2 separate regions of the Homo sapiens genome follow, and region 1 is linked to region 2. A link is a loop called in an ENCODE intact Hi-C map of the cell type or tissue named here. Cell type or tissue: PC-3. All regions are shown on one strand. Links, peaks and the distances in the headings refer to the core of each region. The heading gives the core; the rest is flanking DNA. Region 1 overlaps OLA1 (Obg like ATPase 1). Region 2 overlaps OLA1 (Obg like ATPase 1).

The links. Hi-C counts contacts between places; a loop is a spot of excess contacts. Peaks named below come from ENCODE experiments on the same cell type or tissue, not always from the same donor. Only the 100,000 strongest peaks of a DNase experiment are listed, where the experiment ranks them.
Region 1: a loop joins it to region 2, with 2.3 times the contacts of the local background. A loop is called at or near these places in 3 of 110 quality-filtered maps.

What each region holds. Positions count from the first base shown.
Region 1 is chr2:174,117,445-174,122,834 of GRCh38, forward strand. All of the region lies in intron 7 of OLA1 (Obg like ATPase 1), which reads right to left. Among named protein-coding and RNA genes, the nearest start is that of LINC01960, 95 kb to the left of the region's middle. RefSeq lists an enhancer at 3,372-5,292. In PC-3, for the core only: no CTCF peak of the experiment used is centred there; DNase peaks (open chromatin) are centred at 837, 3,117 and 3,907; H3K4me3 peaks cover 2,351 bases; H3K27ac peaks cover 5,000 bases.
Region 2 is chr2:174,232,102-174,237,491 of GRCh38, forward strand. All of the region lies in intron 2 of OLA1 (Obg like ATPase 1), which reads right to left. Among named protein-coding and RNA genes, the nearest start is that of OLA1, 14 kb to the right of the region's middle. RefSeq lists a silencer at 1,006-1,206. In PC-3, for the core only: no CTCF peak of the experiment used is centred there; a DNase peak (open chromatin) is centred at 2,630; H3K27ac peaks cover 562 bases.

The DNA of each region.
Region 1 (5,390 bases), core at 206-5,205, 110 kb before region 2:
TAGTTTCTACTCCCTAGGTTACAAATAGACCATATTCTCCAGTTTTTTAGGATTCGTTTTCTTTATAGAAACAATATTATTAATGGTCCCTAACATTTTGGGCTAGGCTTCAAGTCTATTTAACTCATCAAATAGTTAAACTACAACATTAAATCCAAAGGTAGATGCTGTGTCTGGGGAACATGCTGCACAGGAAAGAACGGTAGAGACAAATAATGCTCTTCCTCCTATCCCACACAAGCAGGACACATTAGGCTGTAAAACACTGACATTGTTCACCTTTCCTTTTCTCCACCCTTCTCCCAGGAAAACCTGTTATTCAAATCCTACAAACTATCTTGAACCTCCATTCTAAATCCTTCCCGAGGTCCTGCCCTATATTTCCCACTCCCAACAGTCCTGAGATTTCTGAGCTTCAAAATTCTCCACTACCCTCTTCACCAACTACTAAACTCCTGTATTAGTCCATTCTCACATTGCTATAAAGAAATACCTGAGACTGGGTAATTTATAAAGAAAAGAGGTCTAACTGGCTCACAGTTCTGCAGGCTGTGAGGCACGGCTGGGGAGGCCTCAGGAAACTTCCAATCATGGCAAAGGTAAACAGGAAGCAGGCACAGCCGGAGAAGGAGGAAGAGAGCAAAGGTGTAGGTGCTACACACTTTTAAACAACCAGATCTCATGAGAACTCACTCATTATCACGAGAACAGCAAGAAGGAAATCCACCCCTGCGGTCCAATCGTCTCATACCAGGCCCCTCCTCCAACACTGGGAATTATAATTCAACATGAGATTCGGGCAGAGACAAAAATCCAAACCATATCAACTCCGGTTGTAAAAGTGTAGCTCATCCCAACTCAGTGTTTTGGTAACAAAATATGACTCAGAGATCCTTAATCTCTAGTGCAGATTTTTAAGGGGATTGTTTTTGAATTATTCAACAAAGTGAGTAGGGTAGGGAAGCAAAGAAATTCTTTGTGTAGATGAATCATTTGTAATTTGAAGAACACTGGATAGCTATAAACCAAACTTTATATTTCATTTCCTAGAACATAGATGTGTGTACATGTATAGAGAATATATATTTTAATTTCACATGACAGAATCCTAAGGAACACTTAATTTTTTAAAAAGTACTTATAAACCTTTTAATCTGTGGAAGCTAGAAAAAATTTTATATAACTTTTCCTGTTTATGTGGAGTGAAATTCTTCAGCTAGTTTGAAAAAGATGAAAGTCCTGACATATTTGATAAATTACATCACTCACAAATCAGTAAGTCAGCAGATGGTGCTAATGAAGATTACAACGGGCACTCCCAAATGTATCACTTTCTTGAATTCAGTGAACCATCTGGCAAATAGAAATCATTGGCTATAAATAGTATTGCAAAAAATACAAACAGGCCAAGGGAAATTCCTAATATGCATAGGGTCAGTAGCATTATGTTCATATAAAAAAAGTGCTTTCGTATATAATTATCTCTTTCATAAGAAACCAGAAGTGCACTACTGTATTGTTATCTCTCGATAAGAATATGAAATTGTCGAAAGAATATTCAAAACCCATTTAATGAAAACCAAATAGGAATTCACAAATATTATTACATGTAAAAATATATTCAAATGCAAAAGTACATTTGACCAAAAAAGAAAAAAAAAAAAGATTCCTGAATGGGCAAAGGTTTTTCCCCATCCCCACTTCTTTCAGCCTTCCATCTCCTGTAATAAAAAGATCATTTTTCTTTATCATATTCTTTTTAATTCTAAAGATTCTGATCAGAGAAAGAAATAATCAATTCCACAAAATTCATTCACCAAAAAATTATTTGAAATCCTAATTCATAGTATAAATAATACTGTTAACAATAAGCTTTATCATAATACAAAGTAATCTTTCCAAAGCAGAATGTCTGTGTTATATTTCTAGCTTAAATGATCTTGTCAGAAACTGATGACCTCCTACAATAGTTCTATAGAAATAGTTTTTTATATTTATATGCATATATGTGTTTGTATATATATGCACACATACAGAAATAGAAAATTGTGTGTCAAAAATATACACACTTCCACCTACATATACACTTACTGAGATATAGTAGCTGTAATTTTTATAGGCAGCTCAAGAAATCAAGAAAATATATTTATTCCATGATTCCCCCCAAACCAAGCACATAATGTGTAGTATCCCCAAACTATTTTTAGTTGTTATGTACAAATTATGTGGAAAACTAATGAACACATAAAGATGGGAAAGGGGAAGGAACTGAATCATGGTATAATAAGAATAATAAAACATTTTTCTATTTAAAATGCATTTAGTGAACTTGACACATTGCCCTTCATTATTAAACAACTTAAAAGACTTTCCAAGTATTTGTCTACCTATCTTGAATCAATTTCATCACTCAGATTAATTGACTCATATAATATTACCCAAAAGGTAATGTTAAATGACTACAAGCCCACCAGGGCATATGAAAATGTGTGTATAACACACACACACACAAACACACACACACACACACACACAGTCTGCGTATCTAAAAGTTTAGTTATATTTTCCAGTTGAACATAAATATGTAGTATAATAAATAATAAAATATAATTATCCTTTATTAACAGTTTCAAGAAAGGTAGGATCACAAAAATGAAACATAATTGATGGCTGGTAGGTGTAAAAAATATGTAAAATTAGTTTATTCTACTGATTTCATAATTGGATGGCATATTCTACTAACAGAGCAGCAAGGGTGCAAAGATTGAAATTTAAACCCCTAATTAAGCAGTAGTTTGACAGTTCTAATGTCCTGTACCTGCTTGACACCATGACTCAGTAAGCAATCTCAAATGAAAATTAATACCGTCTATAGTATAATCTTAGTTATAAGTAACAGCTGATCGTGTTTAGAAAATGAAAACCTCAAGTGTTCAAAAATGCTTGTGCTCACCAAAAACAACAAAAACTTCTATATAGTTTTACTCATTCAAGAAACAGCAATTTGTAATAATAAAAAATGGTTTGTGGATTCACTTACAACATCTTGATTACTGTCATTTGATCATAACACAACTGCAACCAACCCGGCTGCCATGTCAGCTTCTCTTCAGGGGCTAGGTCTTTAGTCATAAATCAATGAAATGACTAATTCAATGACTAATGCTTGCAGCCATTCCAGTTTTTGCATCTCACAAAATGTCAATATAGCTACTCAATAACACAATAGACTTATCTTTCAAAATGCTTCCTTCTTTTCTAGGGTTGAAAAATAACACATTACCATTTACATTTAGGGTGAACTTCAGTAACTAAAGTGTTCAATACTTCTGAAATGGTGACCTGCTAAAATAACAACAGTTTTAGTCTCCTCTTGTGGCCAAAGTCACAAACCTCTCCTCTCCTCTTTCTTGATGGTTTAAAATAGTTTTCCAGATCTAAAAGACCCATGAAAGTATTTATTACTGTTTCCTGCATCAGTCTTATTTGCTATAGTAACATTACATGTTAATCTTAAAAAACAAAAACTTTTTCTTTTGCTAAAGAAGCAACTAATAATGCAAATGGAGCTTAGATGTAAACATTACCAAAAAACAAGATGCTAACACAATTAAAAGGATTTAGTAGTTAAAATGGATTTTAACTATTTACATCTGCTTTCAGTGTTATAAATGATGAAAACCTAGTGTTCATATCCCTCATAATAAAAATTTATTCTGCACTTTAATACAAAGGCTATGTTGCATAAACAGAGAGGATTTAAAGCTGTAGCAGAGTGGCTGAATGAAAGGAAAATGGCAATCTTTCTGGCTCCAGTAGATGCCATTCCCTATCACACAATATTTCCCACTCATAAATATATGACAAATACTTCCTCAATCATTTTTTACGAGCAGGGATGCACAGGGGGTAGTCAATGGCTAGCTTGAGGGAAAATAGGAACAGCAGGCGGCAGAAACTGTACAGAAAATGGCTATGTGGTAAATTCTCTTCTGGAACATCATTCAGTTACCCAGTCTTTGATCTTTCAGCTACAATTACACTAACTTCCACAAGATCTGGATCCCTCCCAACCCTCCCCCCAAGACATACACACACCAACCCCAAGCCAGATCATTAGTTATACATAAAACCTATTAAGATTTGGTTTTATAAAATAGGATCATTCATACCTCTACATTATTATAAATTAAAATTTGCTATTTAGACAAGGGTTTACTTTCAATTGGCTATAACCATGTCATCATCACAACTGGTCTCACAAAAAACATGGGGTGTCTGGCGACAGCTAAATCACAGACTGGCGTCTCCTAAGCAGTCTGTCTACCATTAGGGTCTGGGAAATGGTATTTACTATACAATTAGAGCCAGGGAGTTCTACCTGTAATCATCCAAATACAGGTGTGAGAAGTCCCTTTGGGCAAGGAAACTGACTCATCCCTTTTCATGTAAACTTTGATGTCTGTATTGTTTCACAGAGCCTCAGGAAACCTTACCATTCATACCACAATGAGAAGATTTATTAACTGAGGTCAAGTAATAAATTTTAAAATTCATTCCTAAAGGTAACAATTTTTAACACATTAATCATCAAATTTATAAGAATTTGAAAGGCGACAGAACTGATTATTTTAAAGTTAATTACCTGATGGAGGATACTGACCAGCTGAATGAAATCTTTATGTTAAATTTATGCTTTTTAGAACATTACCAATAAAGAGGCTAAATTCATCTTCCTATCAGGAACACAAAATGTCTTATAGTAATATCAACAGGGCATTTTTAGTTGCAGTAATTTCACAGAATTTATTCTAATGATTTATTGGAGTTAACCATCTGACATTAATTATTGTTTTGGCTTCCAGTCTATGAATGTTTATTTTTCAGTTTAAAGCCTTCTCACTCTTTGATATCATATGGAAATGAGAATTTTTAATGGAAAATTGAAACCATGTGCATCTAAGTACTTAATGAAGTACAGGGAGAAACAGACAATATAGTTTAGGAGAATTCAGATATTTTGCTTTGGATAGTTTTGATTTGTTTGTATGACTCAATAGTATAAAATACTTAAGAGTCCAGTGAGGCAAGTCAAAGTGAGTGGTATGCCAAATGTGGACATGCCCACAGGTACATGAACATATAATTTTCTGAAGTTATCAGTGATAGTAACAAATCTTGTACATTTTGGTTACATGCCAAAAATGACAATCAATACATGAATGCATAGTTTTTACCTCGATGTACTTTTAAAGCATTTGAAACAGGTACTGGTCTTTCCCCACACACAGTCTTTTTTTTTTTTTTTTTAAAGCATTCAATCTGGATTTTAAAATTCATGCCCAGCTACAACCCCAGGTGGGTATTTTAAAGTCACTTATAATATCAAC
Region 2 (5,390 bases), core at 330-5,329:
TAAAAGAAAAAAAACACAGTGACTAGACTAAATGTATGCCCCCTAGACTTAGGACCTACATACTTTATTTTGGAAATTACTATTTTACTCTGTTAAGTCAATCTGACTGAATAGATGTTTTATGTAAAACTTTACACAAAATTGCAGCATGTAATGGGAAGTAGGGATACCAGTGCAAATTCCCACAGCATTCTGAATTAACTATTTATATATAATATCCATCCAAAACATGGGAAAAGAAGTAGAAAGTTCTTTCAAAATGTTTTCAATTAGATATAACTAAACTGTTAAAAGCATCTATCTGATAGATACACAAATACGTAAGATGACAGAAATAAATGCCAATCCATGTATACATGGGTGAGTATAATTACATATTTTCTACTTCCATCGGAGAAGAAGGCCTAAAAACAGCAACACTTCAGCAGCAATGATCACACCTAGAGAAATGTCTGTTCTCAACAGATTATTTCTCCAAAGAGACACAAATGGCTAAAAAAATATGAAAAGATGCTCAACCACTAATCACTAGAGAAATGCAAATCAAAACCACAATGAGATATAACCTTACAATTATTAGGATGGCCACTATCAAAAAAACAAGATGATAAGTGTTGGCAAGAGTACAGAGAAATTAGAACTCCGTGCACTGCTGGTAGGAATGTAAAGTGGTATAGACGCTACGGAAAACAGTTTGAGGTTCCTCAAAAAAGTAAAAATAGAATTACCATACGATCCAGCAATCTCACTTCTGGGTATATATCCAAAAGAGTTGAAAGCAGGATCTCAAAGAGATATTTACAAACCCATGTTCATTGATGCATTATTCATAATAGCCAAGAGGTAGAACCAAATGTCCATCAACAGATGAATGGATAAAGAAAATGTTATCTACATATGATAGAACATTACTCAGCCCTTAAAAAGAAGGAAATCCTGTCACATGCTACAACATGAATAAACTTTAAGGACACTATGCTGAGTAAAATAAGCTAGTCGCAAAAGTATAAACACTTTATGATTCCACTTATATTCATATACTCAAATATGAATATACTTATATGAGATATCTAGAGTAGTCAAAATCATGGAAACAGTAGAATGGTGGTTTCCAGGGGCTGGGGGGAAAGAGAAATGGGAAGTTGTTCAATGGGTATACAGTTTCAGTTACGCAAGATGAAAAAGTTCTAGAGATCTGTTATACAACAATGAATACAGTTAACACAATTGAACTGCACATTAAAAAACGATTAAGATGGTAAATTGTATAATATATTACATTTTTTATTTTGAGACAGAATCTCACTCTGTCACCCGGCTAGAGTGCAGTGTCACGATCTCGGCTTACTGCAACCTCCGCCTCCTGGGTTCAAGCGATTCTCATGCCTCAGCCTCCAGAGTAGCTGGGACTACAGGTGCATGACACCACGGCCAGCTAATTTTTTGTACTTTTAGTAGAGATGGGGTTTTGCCATGTTGGCCAGGTTGGCCTTGAACTCCTGAACTCAAGTGATCCTCCTGCCTCAGCCTCCCAAAGTGCTAGGATTATAGGCGTGAGCCACTGTGCGTGGCCATATATTATGTGTTTATTACCATAATTTCTTTAAAAAGTATCAAACTCAAATGGATAAATATTATACAAAATACCTAACCAGTACTCTTCAAAAATAAATCTTTGAAGGTCAGGAAAAATAAAACATTCAGAAACTGTCAAAGATTGGAGGAGATAGGAGACATGAAGACTAAAACACAACATGGTATTCAACACTGGAAAAGACAAAGGACATTAGTGGGAAAACTGGTGAAATCCAAATAAAGTCTGTGGTTTAGTAAAGCAAATACAGTTAACCCTTGAACAACACTGGTTTGAAATGCATGTTCAAAGTGCATGTGTCCACTTATACACAGATTATTTTCAATAAAATTTACACTGAATGTGCCTGCCCCTCCTTCCTCTCCTTCCACTTCCTCTCTATCTTCTGCCTCTGCCACCTGAGACAGCAAGACCAAACCCTCCACCTCCTTCTCCTCCTCAACCCACTCAACATGAAGACAACAAAGACCTTTATGATGATCCACTTTCACTTAGTGAATAGTAGCTACGTTTTCTCTTCCTTATGATTTTCTTAATAACATTATTTTCTCTAGCTTAGTTTATTGTAAGAATATAGTATAGAATAATACAACATACAAAATATAGCTTAATCAACTGTTTATGTTATTGGTAAGGCTTCCAGTCAATAGTTGGTTATTAGTAGTTAAGTTTTGGGGGAATCAAAAATTACACACAAATCTTTGACTGGGCCAGGGGTCAGTGCTCCTAATCCCCGAGCTGTTCAAGGGTCAACTGTAATTTCTTTTTTAACTTTCTTATTTTTTGGAGATAGGGTCTCACTTTATTGCCCAGGCTGGAGAGCAGTGGCATGAACATGGCTCACTGCAGCCTTGACCTCCCAGGATCAAGAGATCCTCCCGCTTCAGCCTCTCAAGCAGCTGGGACTACACGTGCGTACCACCACCCCTGGCTAATATCTGTATTTTTTGTAGAGACAGGGTTTCACCCTGTTGCACAGGCTGGTCTTCATCTCCTAAACTCAAGCAATCTGCCAGCTTCAGCCTCGTAAAGTGCTGGGATTATGGGTATGAGTCACCATGCCCAGCCCTCAACTGTACCTTAAGGAGAAAAAAAAAAATTATTTGAAATTATGTGGTGATACAGCAATACAGACTAGATTAGAATTCTGAAAAAGAAACTCATTTAAAATTTTAAAACTAGGCGGGGCATGGTAGCCCAAGCCTGTAATCCCAGCATTTTGGAAGGCAGAGGCGGGCAGATCACTTGAGGTCAGGAGTTTAAGACCAACCTGGTCAGTATGATGAAAGCCCATCTCTACTAAAAATACAAAAATTAGCCAGGCATGGTGGCACATGCCTGTAATCGCAGCTACGTGGGAGGCTGCGGTAGGAGAATTGCTTGAACCCAGGAGGCAGAGGTTGCAGTGAGTGGAGATCGCACCACTGCACTCCAGCCCGGGCAACAGAGCGAGACTTTGTCTTGGGAAAAAAATAAATAAATAAAACGTAAAACCCATTAATCTATGAAGTACCTCTAAGGCACACAGTTACTGCTGAATACTAGGAAAGAGTGATTAGGAAAACAGATCTGTTATTCAAAAAGATCATTCAGAACATATTAAAAAGAGAAAGTAAATAAGTCCCAAATCATAGATTTCTATGAAAGAACAGGCATTCTGGAATATTGACAAGCAGACAGTAAGATTTAAATTCATTTAAAATGGTTTTGGGGAGTTTTGCTTCCCCTCTGCTACAAGAACTGCCCTCCTGCTACAAAGAGCTAGAAAACCAGACAAAAATCTATGAAATAATAGTTTTCACACAAAGGACAATATGCATCACAGGACTGTGTTCCCTGAGAGAAGAATAACAAATAAACTAAGCTCTACAATTGCTCCAGCTTACTGCCTACTGATGCTTTCAAAGTCACCATTCCAAGAGGGGAAACCAACAGAACCCAGTAGTCACACCAAGTTGAAGAGACTAAGATGAGAGTTAGGAGGCCAAGGCAGCTAGAATTTATGGGAGAGTATACTAGAAAGGTGGGAGCTGCACAGAGAAAACGCTCTGAAGAGCTGCAGAGGGTCCCCTCAAGAACGCAGCTAAGTAATGATTTGCGCATGAGTAAATTCAATCACTACAAGTCCAGGGAAAGAACCACCCAAACAGAGTAGGATGAACAGTTCTCAGGGCTCACATGGAGATTGGAACAGTTCACATTCCTATGAGCCACAGTGGAGAGATCCTGTAATACAAGGGAATTTGGATAGAGTCCTCAAAAGGGTCAAGTCTTAGTACTAGGGCTTAAGTAGCACCAGAGCACAAAATCATATTAATCCATCATAAGAAGACTCAAAACAATTAATCTGATACATAAATAACTAAATGCCATACCGAGGTCCAACACTCTTTAAAGGAAAACAACAATATTTAGCATTTAACATAAAATCCACAGTGTATAGAATCCAATAAAAATTATAAGACATGCAAAAAAGCAGAAATATATATACCAAAATCAGGATAAAAGTCAGTAAATACAAATATAGTAATGAGAGATGAAGTAGCATAAAAGGACCTTAAAATAAATGTTACAAATCTTTTAAAATTTTTCTTAAGGATATAAAAGCTAATATAAAGACAGTGAGGAAGAAAATGAAACACATAATATCCAAATAAAATTATTGTTAAAAAGATACAATATTTGAAATAAAATGAAATTGAAATGAAAAATACACTGGACATGATTAACAGAAGATTGGACACTGCAAGCAAAAGACCTTGAAGACAGCAATAAAAGTATCCAAATGAAGCACAAAGAGAGAAAAAGACTGGAGAAAGAAATAACCAGAGCTTCAGCAGGATACTATCTAGGGAAGAACATGCATTTACAGCCATACATCGCTTAATGATGGAGATACATTCTGAGAAATGGGTCCTTAGGCAATTTCATCATCGTGCGAACATTACAGAGTATATTTACACAAACCTAGATGGTACAGCCTACTACACACCTAGGCTATATGGGATAGCCTATTGCTTCTAGGCTAAACCTGTACAGCATGTTACTGTACTGAACACTGTAGACAAATGTAACACAATGGCAGGTACTATATATCTAAACATAGAAAAGGAACAGTAAAAATACATATAAAAGTGAAATAGGACGCTTACCATGAGTGGAGCTTGCAGGCCTGGAAGGTGCTCTGGGTGAGTCAATGAGTGATGGTGAGTGAATGTGAGGGCCTAGGACATTACTGCACACTACTGTAGACTTTATGAACATTGTACATTCAGGATACACTAAAATTATTTTTTAATATTTTTCTTTCTTCAATAAATTAGCCTTAGCTTACCAATACTTTTTACTTTATCAACTTTAATTTTAACTTACTGACTCTTTTGTAATAACACTTAGCTTAAAATACAAATACACTGTATAGCTGTACAAAAATATTTTTTCTTTATATCCTTATTCCATATGCTTTTTTATATCTTTAAAATGTGTGCTTTTTTTAAAAACTTTTTTGTTAAACACCGAGACATAAACACATACATTAACCCAGGCCTACATGGAGTCTGATCATGAATATCACTGTCTTCCACCTACACATTTTGTCCCACAGGAAGGTTTTCAGGGGCAATAACACACATGGAGCTGTCATCTCCTATGATAACAATGCTTCCTTCTGGAATACCTCCTGAAGGAACTGCCAACGGCTGTTTTACAGTTACTTTTTTTTTTTATAAGTAGAAAGAGTACACTCTAAAGTAACCATAAAAATTACAGTATAGGCTGGGCATGGAGGCTAATGCCT